2 separate regions of the Homo sapiens genome follow, and region 2 is linked to region 1. The links are chromatin contacts, found by Hi-C or POLR2A ChIA-PET in ENCODE. All regions are on one chromosome and are shown on one strand. The core of a region is the stretch at or near the end of the contact, and the rest is flanking DNA. Distances in the headings are between cores, read along the strand shown.

Region 1 (5,809 bases), core at 1,434-3,933:
CAGTATAGTGATTCATCAAGCTGCTAAAAGCAGAAGTGCCATTCGACCCAGCAATCCCCTTACTGGGTATATACCCAGAAGAATATAAATCATTCTACCATAATGACACATGCACATGAATGTTCATTGCAGCATGATTCACAATAGCAAGCACATAGGATCAACCTAAATATCCATCAATGACAGATTGGATAAAGAATATGTGGTACATATACACCATGGAACACTATGCAGCCATAACAAAAAGAATGAGATCATGTATTTTGTGGGAACATGGATGGAGCTGGAGGCCATTATATTTAGCAAACTAATGCAGCAAGAGAAAACCAAATACCACTTGTTCTCACTTACAAATGGGAGCTAAATGATGAGAACTCATGAACGCAAAGAAGGAAACAATAGACACTGCGGTCTACTTGAGGGTGGAGGGTAAGAAAAGGGAGAGGAGCAGAAAAGATAAATAGTGACTAATGGGCTTAATACCTGGGTGATGAAATAATCTGTACTACAAACCCCCATGACACTAGTCTACGTATGTAACCAACCTTCACGCGTACCCCCAAGCATAAGCGTTTTAAGAAAATTATCTTTGGAAAATAACAAACCACTTATGTAGTCAGCAGGGGTAGAGGAGAAGGCAACCAGCTAGGACCAGCTGGTGGCCCTGGAAAAATTATTCATGCATAATTATGAAAATAACATTATCCAAAGTACCACATAGGACCACAAACACAGTTAGAAATAGTGTGCAGTGAGTTGTCTAATGCTAGTTATGCACAATCTTGGTTACCTCATATTTTAGAGCAATAAAAAAGGCAAGGTTTGCAAGTGTAACACATGGAGTAAGTAATCATCTTTATTTATTATATTCATGGGAAGGTGCACGCACACAGGAAGGAGAAGAGCCCTGGTGCTCTTAGCTTTGCCTGTCCCTGCTGGATGTGGACTCACAGCAAGACGGGCACATCTGAAACCAAAAGTGTCGATAATTTTCTGATGATAGAGGGTTTCCTGGTTTTGTTTTTCTTATTTGGTTTGTTTTTAGAGACAGAGTCTTGCCCTATTGCCCAGGCCAGAGAGTAGTGGCGCAATCATAGCTCACTGCAGTCTCAAACTCCCGAATTCAAGCAATCCTCCTGCCTCAGCCTCCCAAGTAGCTAGGACTACAAAAGTGCACCACGCCAACCAGCTAATTTGTTGCATTTTTGCTTTGGTTTGGTTTGGTTTTTTGTAGAGACAGGGTTTGCTATGTTGCCCAGGCAGGTCTCAAACTCCTGGGCTCAAGAGATCCTCCCGGCTCAGCCTCCAAAGCACTGGGATTATGGGCATGAGACACTGCACCCGGCCTGATTGTAGAGTTTTTAAAAAGCAGGAAAATGTTAATGAATATGCACTCAAATGAAATATAGGTTCTATTGCATCCTACATGAGTTTCTCAAGATTCCTTATACTTAAACAAATAGATAATCTATGAGAAATTGGCAGCTTCAAATTTATAGGTTTCATTTAGCATGGCTTCTCCACTTCCCAAGTCATAAATCTATTTCTTATTCAGTGGCTCTATCACTCTGTCAATCTCTGGCTCACAGTTGCAGTTTTTCAACTCCCAGATGATGTCAAAATATAGAAGAATAGAACCCTGTTTAGTGCTGATGGACATTAACTTCTAACATCAATTTAACTCCAGGTGATTAGTTTAGACTAATCGTGATAATCTCATTCCCCTTGCCAGTGATTGCTTTAGGAAATGGCACATGTCCCAATTTTGAAATGAAGTAAAACCTAAAGGAGGCTTCCAGCAGAGGTTGTCTCATTTCTGAAAAGAGACACAAAAAAGGACTCATATCTTCTTTCTTTCTCCTGGTGTTTATAACAGGATATGATTTTGGAAACGGCTACAAGTATTTTGCTACCAACCCGAAGAGGAAGCCAACACGGGTGGAAGGGAGCCCTTGGCATAATATGCCTGGAATGTCTGCTATTGGCACTAATACAGTGCTTTATTAGCATCCAACTAGACAAGTGTTTCCTGTTATTTGCTGTTCAAATCATGCTACATGATTCTGGTCCCTTTTACATACTTCTCTCATTTTGATTGATTGAGCCCAGCAATGTTCCACTTTCCAAAGAGGGAGAATGAACTGTAGGTAACCAATGTTTTATCACATAAAACCTCAAGATTGAAAAACACAAAGTATGTCTTTATTATTTTCATTTATAGCACTTTCCAAGTCATATAATATTAAGCATCAAAGAATTTATAATAAAAATGTGTATGCTCTATTGAGTACCAAAATACTAATACTATAGAAAAATCCTGACCACTCCATCTGGTAGCCAACAATAAATAAATAAGAAGAGAAGAATTCCTATTTATACTTTAAAAATCAAAGCCCTTCAGTTGGAATTATCTTGCTGTGTATCTTGCTCTCAGGCTGGAGTGCAGTGGTGTGATCATAGCTCACAGCAGCCTCAAACTCCTGGGCTCAAGTTATTCTCCCAGCTCAGCCTCCCGAGTAGCCAGGACTATAGGTGCAACCACCACACTTGGCTAATTTTTTATTTTTTATTTTTGTAGAGACAAGGTCTCACCATCTTCTCAGGCTGATCTCAAACTCCCAGGCTCAAGCAATCCCCCTTCCTGTGCCTCCCAAATTGCTGGGATTACACATGTGAGCCACTCTGCCTGACCTCAAATGGATTTTTAAATGGTTTGCTTGTTTATCACAATGATTACTCATTCACTGATTGAGTAATCTGCCTTTCCACATTAATCTGAATCATCTTATCAAATATTAAATTTTTATGCATATATGTGGGGGTATATTTGGTTTTCTATTCTATTCCATTGATTTGTCTTTCCATTCATGCATTAATAAAACACAGCCTTTTATTTACTGAAGTTTTGTACTATTTAGGACATAGATAGGACTAATGCTTTTCCTTTTTTTTCTTTTTTTTAAATTTTACTTTAAATTCTGGGCTACATGTGCAGAATGTGCAGGTTTGTTACATAGTATACATGTGCCATAGTGGTTTGCTGCACCCATAAACCCCTTATCTAGGTTTTAAGCCCTGTATACATTCAGTATTTGTGCTGATGCTCTCCCTCCCCTTGCTCATCACCCCCGGCAGGCCCAGGTGTGTGATGCTCACCTCCCTGTGTCCATGTGTTCTCACTGTTCAACTCCCACTTATCAGTGAGAACATGCAGTATTTGGTTCTGTTCCTGTGTTAGTTTGCTGAGAACAATGGCTCCCAGCTTCATCCATGTCCCTACAAAGGACAGGAATTCCTTCTTTTTTATGGCTGCATAGTATTCCATGGTGTATATGTACCACATTTTCTTTATCCAGTCTATCATTGATGGGCATTTGGGTTAGTTCCAAGTCTTTGCTATTGTAAATAGTGCTGCAATAAATACATGTGTGCATGTGTCTTTATAATAGAATGATTTATAATCCTTTGGGTATATACCCAGTAATGGGATTGCTGGGTCAAATGGTATTTCTGGCTCTAGATCCTTGAGGAATCACCACACTGTCTTCCACAATTTCTCATGCCTGTTTTTTGTATAGGTTGTGGTTTAGAAATTTTTTTTTTTTTTTTTTTTGAGATGGACTGTCACACTTGTTGTCCAGGCTGGAGTACACTGGCGCGATCTCAGCTCACTACAACCTCTGCCTCCCGGGTTCAAGCAATTCTCTTACCTCAGCCTCCCGAGTAGCTGGGATTACAGACGTACACCACCACACCCAGCTAATTTTTGTATTTTTAGTAGAAACGAGGTTTCACCGTGTTGGCCAGGCTGGTCTCAAACTCCTCACCTCAGGTGATCAAACCACCTCGGCCTCCCACAGTGCTGGGATTACAGGTGTGAGCTACTGCGCCCAGCCAGGAATCATTTTTACATGGCTCTAAAAAATCAAAAAACAAATTATTTTTTCTTACACATAAAATTATGTACAATTCATTTTGTGTTTATAAATAAAGTTATATTGGGACAGTGCAGTACCATTCAGTTATGTATTCCCTCTGACTAATTTTGCACTGTAATCATTGAGTGAGTAGTTTCGACAGAGACTGCATGACACAGAACGTAAAATATTTACTATCTGGCACTTTATAGAAAAAGCTTGCCTGACTGTTGCTCTGAATCACCAGGAAGAGCTAATTTACTTTGAATACACTATGATATCTATAAAAAAAATTTCCAACAAAATCATCACTTAAGGATACAATTTTTTTTCTTTTTTTTTTTTTTTTTTGAGAAAGAATTTTGCTCTGTTGCCCAGGCTGGAGTGCAATGGCGCAATGTCAGCTCACTGCAACCTCCACCTCCACCTCCTGGGATCAAGCAATTCTCCTGCCTCAGCCTCTCGAGTAGCTGGGATTACACCACGCCCAGCAAATTTTTGTATTTTTAGTACAGACAAGGTTTCACCATGTTGGCCAGGCTTGTCTCAAACTCCTGACCTCAGGTGATCAATCTGCCTTGGCCTCCCAAAGTCCTAGGATTACAGGTGTGAGCCACCTTGCCCAGCGGATACAATTTAATTTAAATTTTTTTTGTCATAGAACTGTGTACTTCCTTCAGTGCAAAATAGCTGAATCTATGACTTTAGTATAGTTGCAACTCACTAAAAAGTGATTTCCTCACGTCCAAAATAGAATGAAAAGACATTAAAACATTTCTGATTGATACGTTTATATTTTCCAGTGTACATTCAGTGATACTTAATAAATTAAGACAGGACTGAAACTTCACATGGGCTAGCTATAAAAGTTTTCCATCTAGTGGGCCAATGATTGGCCTTATATATTACCTATAGTATTTTTCTCTACTATAGGTTCTCTGATTCAACATTAAGTCTAGTGTCCTTGATCATAATTTTTTATTTTATTATATGTATTGGATTTCTCCCCAGTGTATTTCTCAGGTTTGACAGAAATATCACTGCAGGCCAGGCACAGTGGTTCACACATGTAATCCCAGCACTTTGGGAGGCCAAGGGGGACAGATCACTTGAGCTCAGGAGTTTAAGACCAGCCTGGCCAACATGGTGAAACCCCTTGTCTAAAAAAATTATAAAAATTATACGCATGGTGGTGTGCAACTGTAATCCCAACTACTCAGGAGGCTGAGGTGGGAGGATAACTGCAGCCCAAGAGTTTGAGGCTGCTGTGAGCTATGATCATACCACTGCACTCCAGCCTGGGTGACAGAGGTTCTGTCTCCAAAAAAAAAAATTAAATTACATTAAAATATATACATAATAAAAATAATAAAAACCCATTTGACCCATACCTAACAACCTAAATCAAATCACATCTCAGGAATACATTTAAATAATATTATTTAAATGTAAAAAAGAAAACCCAAACCATGCCAGAGGAAACCACTACCAAATATTTTATAGTCATGGGATGAGGAGGGCATTCCTAAGAACTAAACAAAATCCAGAGGCAATAAACATAAAAAGATTCATGAATTCACCTCATAGACATTAAAAATATCTACATAGCAAATACCACCCAAACAATGTAAAAAACAAAGGACACACTGGAAAGAAGTATTTGTGGCTTATTTTACAAACAACACACTAATATTTATAATATATCAAGAGGTACTACAAATCAATAACAACCTAATGGACAACAGCCTAAATAGACAGGTCACAGAAAGTGCAATATAAATTGTGTATACATATGAATGAAAAGGCATTGGAAAACACATATGGGAATCCAATAAGAAGATATTCAGTGCCACTTGTAATAAGATAAACGCAAATTAAAGCAGCACTAGGAA
Region 2 (5,809 bases), core at 2,274-4,773, 150 kb before region 1:
TTCATCAGATGCTCTTTTTCTCTTTTTTGCTTAGAAAAGGCAGATTTTTTCAGCCTAATGTCAATATGTCAAACATTAAGTATTCATTCCCTTGCAATGCACAGTGTTTATACTTACATACCCTATTATAACAAATGTAATATTATTTAATTATGCAGCAAACTTACACATAATTGGTGAACAGGTCTAAAGAATACTCTATACAGGAAGCATAGAGTATTCAGCTTAGCTGAGGCCTTTGTTAAACAATATGCAAAGTTGCAGGTGCCACATTAGGGAATTTTGGGGGAAAGGAAATGCAAACTTATTTGGCAGGAAAACAAGAGAAATGATTATATCTCACAGCACTTTCAAGCTGGACACATTTACATGCCTCTGTCACATCACCCAGAAGCTGTGGTGTTGAGGGCTGAGGCAGGAGATCCTTTTGCCACAGGAAAAAGGATGAAACGAGAGACATTGTGAAAGGTTGCCCCAAAGTCTTAAGGCTCCCTGAAACCTTGGGTTTTTTGAACACCATTGTCCAATCTGTTGAAGGTTAAATAATACGTTGTTCAAAATTGCATAGGTAAAGCGCAGAATGGCCAAAGGGTCAGAACTACAGCAATAGGTAGGTCCCATTCTCTGCCTTTTCATTCTTCAGTCTTCGGAAATGCCACAGAGGCCAAGTGGCACTAGGTGCAGCTGGGAATCAAGATCTGTTTATCTGTACCTTAAATAGGTCAAAGTGAACCTTTTGGAAATATTGTTTTGGTAAATAAAAATTCCTGGTCGTGCTAACTGTGGCTATTTCGACCTGTTTCTTTCAGATACCATTGTTCTTATCGCTTCAATAGCAGTTGTTTCTGCAAAAACTCAGGGTAATATTTTTGCCACGTCTGCACTCAGAAGTCTCCGTTTCCTACAGATCCTCCGCATGGTGCGCATGGACCGAAGGGGAGGCACTTGGAAATTACTGGGTTCAGTGGTTTATGCTCACAGCAAGGTAAGATTTGCTCTCTGAATTTAAAAACACAATTTTTGAAACTTTTTCATTGATCGCTGTAATAGTTAATAAACCTGTCACAAGAAAACTTAGTCATTGCAGAAAATGGTTAAAACAATTTTGGGACATGATGTACAATGGATTATTTAAGAGCCATCATAAACATCCAAGAAGTAGTAAAGTGAATAGAATCCTCATAGAATTCTTTTTTCCTTTTTCAAAGATTTCCCACCTCTAAAAATCTTTCATTCCTTTTATATCTAGGAATTAATCACAGCTTGGTACATAGGATTTTTGGTTCTTATTTTTTCGTCTTTCCTTGTCTATCTGGTGGAAAAGGATGCCAATAAAGAGTTTTCTACATATGCAGATGCTCTCTGGTGGGGCACAGTAAGTATAAAAATACATTTTTTATTTATTGGATGTTGTGAATTGTTTTTTTTTAATACAACGTAATGGTTCCTATGGATGGTTTCAATAAAAATATTAAATTGCGAAAGAGAGTTATATGGAAAATAAATACTACTTATTATTGTCTAAAGGCTTTCCACATCTTTTTAGGCCAACTAAGTTGTCTTGTAAACCATCATTAATATTTCTTGAGTGCTAGATTGTTGCCAAAATTAAAAATATATAAAATATATAAATATATATCATTTTTAAAATGGTGATTAAAACATTGATAGTTTGTTTATTTGTTTTAACTTTGTGGAGCACAAATTTAAATGATCAATTGTTGCATTGATTTTCCGCTCTTCAAAAGTTTATCTGGGGTTAAAAAATGAATGGAAGCTGTGAATAAAATTGCAGCACAAAGAAATGAAAAAGAAGACTGGTAACCATCTGTGAGATCAGAGATTATAGTCACCTAATTTCAAAACTTTCCTCTCAAAACCTACTTTTTCTTTATATTATTAAAGAATAATTTTCCAAATAAATAAAGTAAAATCATGATTCTTACATAGAAAGAAAATTAACACATGCTAAACATTCATTTAACTCATTTTAAAAGTTTAAGTCATTATTAATGAAGAAACCAGTAAGATGTTAAAACCAGTTCAAAGCACTATCCAAAGGACAGAAACATTTAAAGATCAGGAATATTGAAATCAATGTGCAAATAGAGGCAAAACTGGCTCCTTCCACAGTGTGGGAGGGAAGTCAGTTCAACCTCCACTAGGCAGAATTTATTTACATGTCCATAGGCAAGAATTATTTTGCATTGCTACCAGTTATCAACAACTTACAGAGTTGTAAAATAGCTCAAAGGCTATGAAAAGAGCAGAGCCCCATAAAATCAGAATCCAAAAACCTGGAAGGGTGTACTCTGAACAACGCATAGTTTTCCACTGAAGCAAAAATTTTCCCTGCATTGTAAAGAATTTATGAAACAGTCATTGGAGCTATGCCGTAATAAGAATGACATGGGATATAGGAGTGCTTTATGCAATGTATAAATTACATTTCTTTTTATTTTATTCCTTTAAGGTATTCCAAAGGGGAGTTATATGAAAATAATCATAGCCAAACATGGTGGCTCACGCCTGTAATCCAAGCACTTTGGGAGGCTAAGGCGGGCCAGTTGCTTGAGCTCAGGCATTTGAGACCAGCCTGGGCAACATGGCAAGACCCCATCCCTACAAAAAATACAAAAATTAGCCAGGTGTGGTGGCACACTCCTGTAGTTCCAGCTACCTGGGAGGCTGAGGTGGCAGAATCACTTAAGCCTGGCAGGTAGATTATAAATGCTTGTCTAAAGAATGTCCATATCGTTTTGGTTCAAAAAACCCCGTGAGTTCTCTTTTAAACCACCCTTAGTATTTCTTGAGTTCTAGATTGTTGCCAAAATAAAAATATATCATTTTCTTAAGCTGTGATTTAAACAATGATAGGCTTTTTATTTGTTTGTTTAGTGAAGCACAGAGTTACCAATTGTTGCATTGTTCCACTAGTCATCAAAAGCTCATCAGCAAGACCCAGAACATTTGTCAGAGAGGGGGAAAATTTGTTAGGGCTGTATTTAGCAGAACTTGTTGTATTTGTTGATTGCATAGCAGCAATAAAATGAATAAAAATGAGAAATACATTCACCTAAAGATTCGAATTTTTTTCTTAAGTTATCTAAGTAAATGTCTACAAGATTATGCCATTGGTTTCAAAGGATTCCGTTGGTTTAATAATGTGGTTTCCGGCTGCTCTTCACTATTCACAAGCAATAATGGGCATTTCGAAAAAGAGTGGAAGCTTGAAAGAGAGCAGTCATCTGACACTCTTAAAATACTTTTTATATGTAGAGAGCAAATGAAAATCTGTGACTCATGATGGGATAAACTGTAAACTGAGAAAACAGGAGGCTTTTCTTGCCAGCAAGGGGAAGACAGTTTATCATCCCAGCCTTCAAAGCAATGGTTTGAATTCAAGTTTAATTTTTGCTTCTCTTGGATAATTCTAATGTATTTGACTTACTGAGGCACCCAGGTGCCCCTTTTGCCACTGAGATGCAGTTGTTGGTGAGTTTAGCCTGGGAGCTCATTATCTTTCTTTTTATTAGTCTTCCATTTCTCCTTATTACAAAAAAGAATTGCTGTATTGTGTGTTAAACAGTGTGTGGGAAACTCTTAATATACCTCTCAGTTAGTCATCAGTTTGTTTCTTTTGCCAGAATAACCCACACGGTAGGTTTTCAAAGGTCATATCTGTGACTTTCAGGGGAAGAAACATTTTCATTGATTTGCCTTTCAGTTCTGCTAATTTGACTGACATTTAACCCGTACTTAACAGGTTCCTGAATGGCCTAATTATGTTTCTATTTTTAAAAAAAATCTAGTCTTGAATATGAGAGTAAAAATTTTATAAGAGATCAAACTTCGAAGAATTTTTTAAGGCCTTATTGGTCCGTAGCAGGTTTGTTGATATTAACTGACTCATTAATGAAATTGTCTGAATCCTAAAAAGACAGAAGAAGCAAACAAACAAGAGAGCTCATTGTTTCTATTCATTTTAAGAAGAACATATACTAGATTCCTAGTGGGAAATAAAATAAATTTAGACTATTATACCTTTTATTTATACATTAATCAAGACCTTAGTGAAAATTATGGTTGGGTATTTCTTAGTTAAAATTGCGCATGTTGCACCTAATGGAAACCTTAATAACTATGGAAGTATCCAGAATAAATAGGGAAATGATAGCATCCTAAATGAGAGTATTTCTAAGTGTTACACTTTGATGAAAAAAGGAAATCCCCTATATTAAAAGATCCCACAGTATCAACATTAAGTATCAAAATATAGGTTTTGTTCCACAGATACGCTGTGCCAGTGAATTTTCAATACTAACTCTGGAACTCCTTCCATTAAGATAGTGAGATCTGTCCCCTAGATCAACATTTGGAGGGATATCATGGTGGGATCAGTGCTGCCCAAAAAACTTTGATCCCTGAAAGCAGTTTCATATTAGTGAATAGCAATACCTAGTTCATTGAGTAAGTGAAATAGATATAAAAGACCTGGTACCAAGAACATAGCAAGTGCCCAATCAAATATGAGAGCTATTGTTGGTGTAGACATCATTGCTGTGGAAGTTAAATGAAAGCACCTTTAATACAAAAGGAACAAAAAAAGAGCTATGTGTTTTGATGCAGACCCACAGTTTGAACACAGAAGAGGCTTGGGAATTGGAGGTTGTGATGAAAAGATGTCCTGGGTTCTGATGTGGCAACTAAAGTTGCATTGATGGCAGAAAATGGAAGAGGGAAGTAGCTCTAGTAGCTGAGGCACTGAGAGTTGCTGGAAAAGGGGATCTTCTGATTGTTGGATAGAGCTCCATTTATTATCATTTTCTATTGTTATTTTTCTCATTTTTGGTTGTTCCAGATTTATTCTGAAATAATTTAAGAATGGGTTTCCCTGGAGTTATTTTCTGTTATTAAATCCTTCCTGTTTTGTGGGAGTGATTTTTCTCTTTTTGATCTGCTTTAGATTTATTTTGAAATAACTTAAGATCAGGTTTTCCTGCACTCCAGCCTGGGTGCTTGAGTGAGACCCTGCCTCAAAGACTCCCTTGGGGAGAATTATACCGTGCCACGGAAATCTACCAACAGTATATTGTTCACCTGAACACATTAGCTATAAACTAATGTACATAGATTTACTAAAAACATAATTGTATCTTCAAAATCAGGTCAATAAATATTTGTTGATTTGTTGCCTGAAAGAAAGAAGGATTTATATCTCCTGATTTGGAATTAATTCTGCTATTGAAAAGAAAAAAAACTTTAGCCTAACCAGTGTCTTAAATTATAATCTGACCATAGCCTCAGCCATCTCATTTAAAAAAAAAATCAAGAAAAGTCTGGACCAGAGTTTTCATTTGTTTTTCAGTATTATTTCTGAGGAAGAATTCCTGAATGCTAAACACACGAAGGTGCCCCCACTCCACCTCAGATTTTCCTAACATAATTACAACTTTATGCCAACATTTCCAACCCACAGATTTTCAGAATGTATTTTCTTTCACCTGTGTGACTGTATTTGAGCATAGGAAACATAAGGGCCAAAATATATCTAAGCTGTTTCTATCTGCAAGACGCCTTCAAATAAATGGTCCAGCTGAAGAGATGGTACAAAATACCAGGGATTCCTGAGGCCAGCTGTGGGGAGGTAGCAGGGCAAAGCAGACCATCCCTGCCCAGATCCTCATCCGCCTTGTTACCCTGCAGCCTGAAAAGGCAGCTGCCAGCTTCTCAGTTTAAGAACTGTGGCAAGAAATGGCAGCTTCTCACTTAAGGAGAATACTACTCTGCCTAGAACTTTACTGAAAGA

The links. Hi-C counts contacts between places; a loop is a spot of excess contacts on that map. ChIA-PET counts read pairs that join two places held with the same protein, here RNA polymerase II (POLR2A).
Region 2: a loop to region 1 is called in a map of PC-3, with 8 times the contacts of the local background. The contact joins two enhancer-like sites. A Hi-C loop is called at or near these places in 1 of 168 maps with a recorded cell type or tissue (PC-3). POLR2A ChIA-PET finds 5 or more read pairs at or near these places in 1 of 52 experiments (BJ).

What each region holds. Positions count from the first base shown.
Region 1 is chr6:73,232,233-73,238,041 of GRCh38, forward strand. All of the region lies in intron 4 of LOC122539213 (KHDC1-KHDC1L), which reads right to left. Among named protein-coding and RNA genes, the nearest start is that of KHDC1L, 9.6 kb to the left of the region's middle. Within about 2 kb of position 2,684, at least 2 of the 41 ENCODE cell types and tissues checked have a DNase peak (open chromatin) inside an H3K27ac peak, as active enhancers do; they include PC-3, where a contact is called at or near this core.
Region 2 is chr6:73,076,513-73,082,321 of GRCh38, forward strand. It overlaps KCNQ5 (potassium voltage-gated channel subfamily Q member 5), which reads left to right. Exons shown (of 14, transcript NM_019842.4): 4 at 810-985; 5 at 1,250-1,375. Among named protein-coding and RNA genes, the nearest start is that of KCNQ5-AS1, 64 kb to the right of the region's middle. RefSeq lists an enhancer at 1-491. Within about 2 kb of position 3,524, at least 4 of the 41 ENCODE cell types and tissues checked have a DNase peak (open chromatin) inside an H3K27ac peak, as active enhancers do; they include PC-3, where a contact is called at or near this core.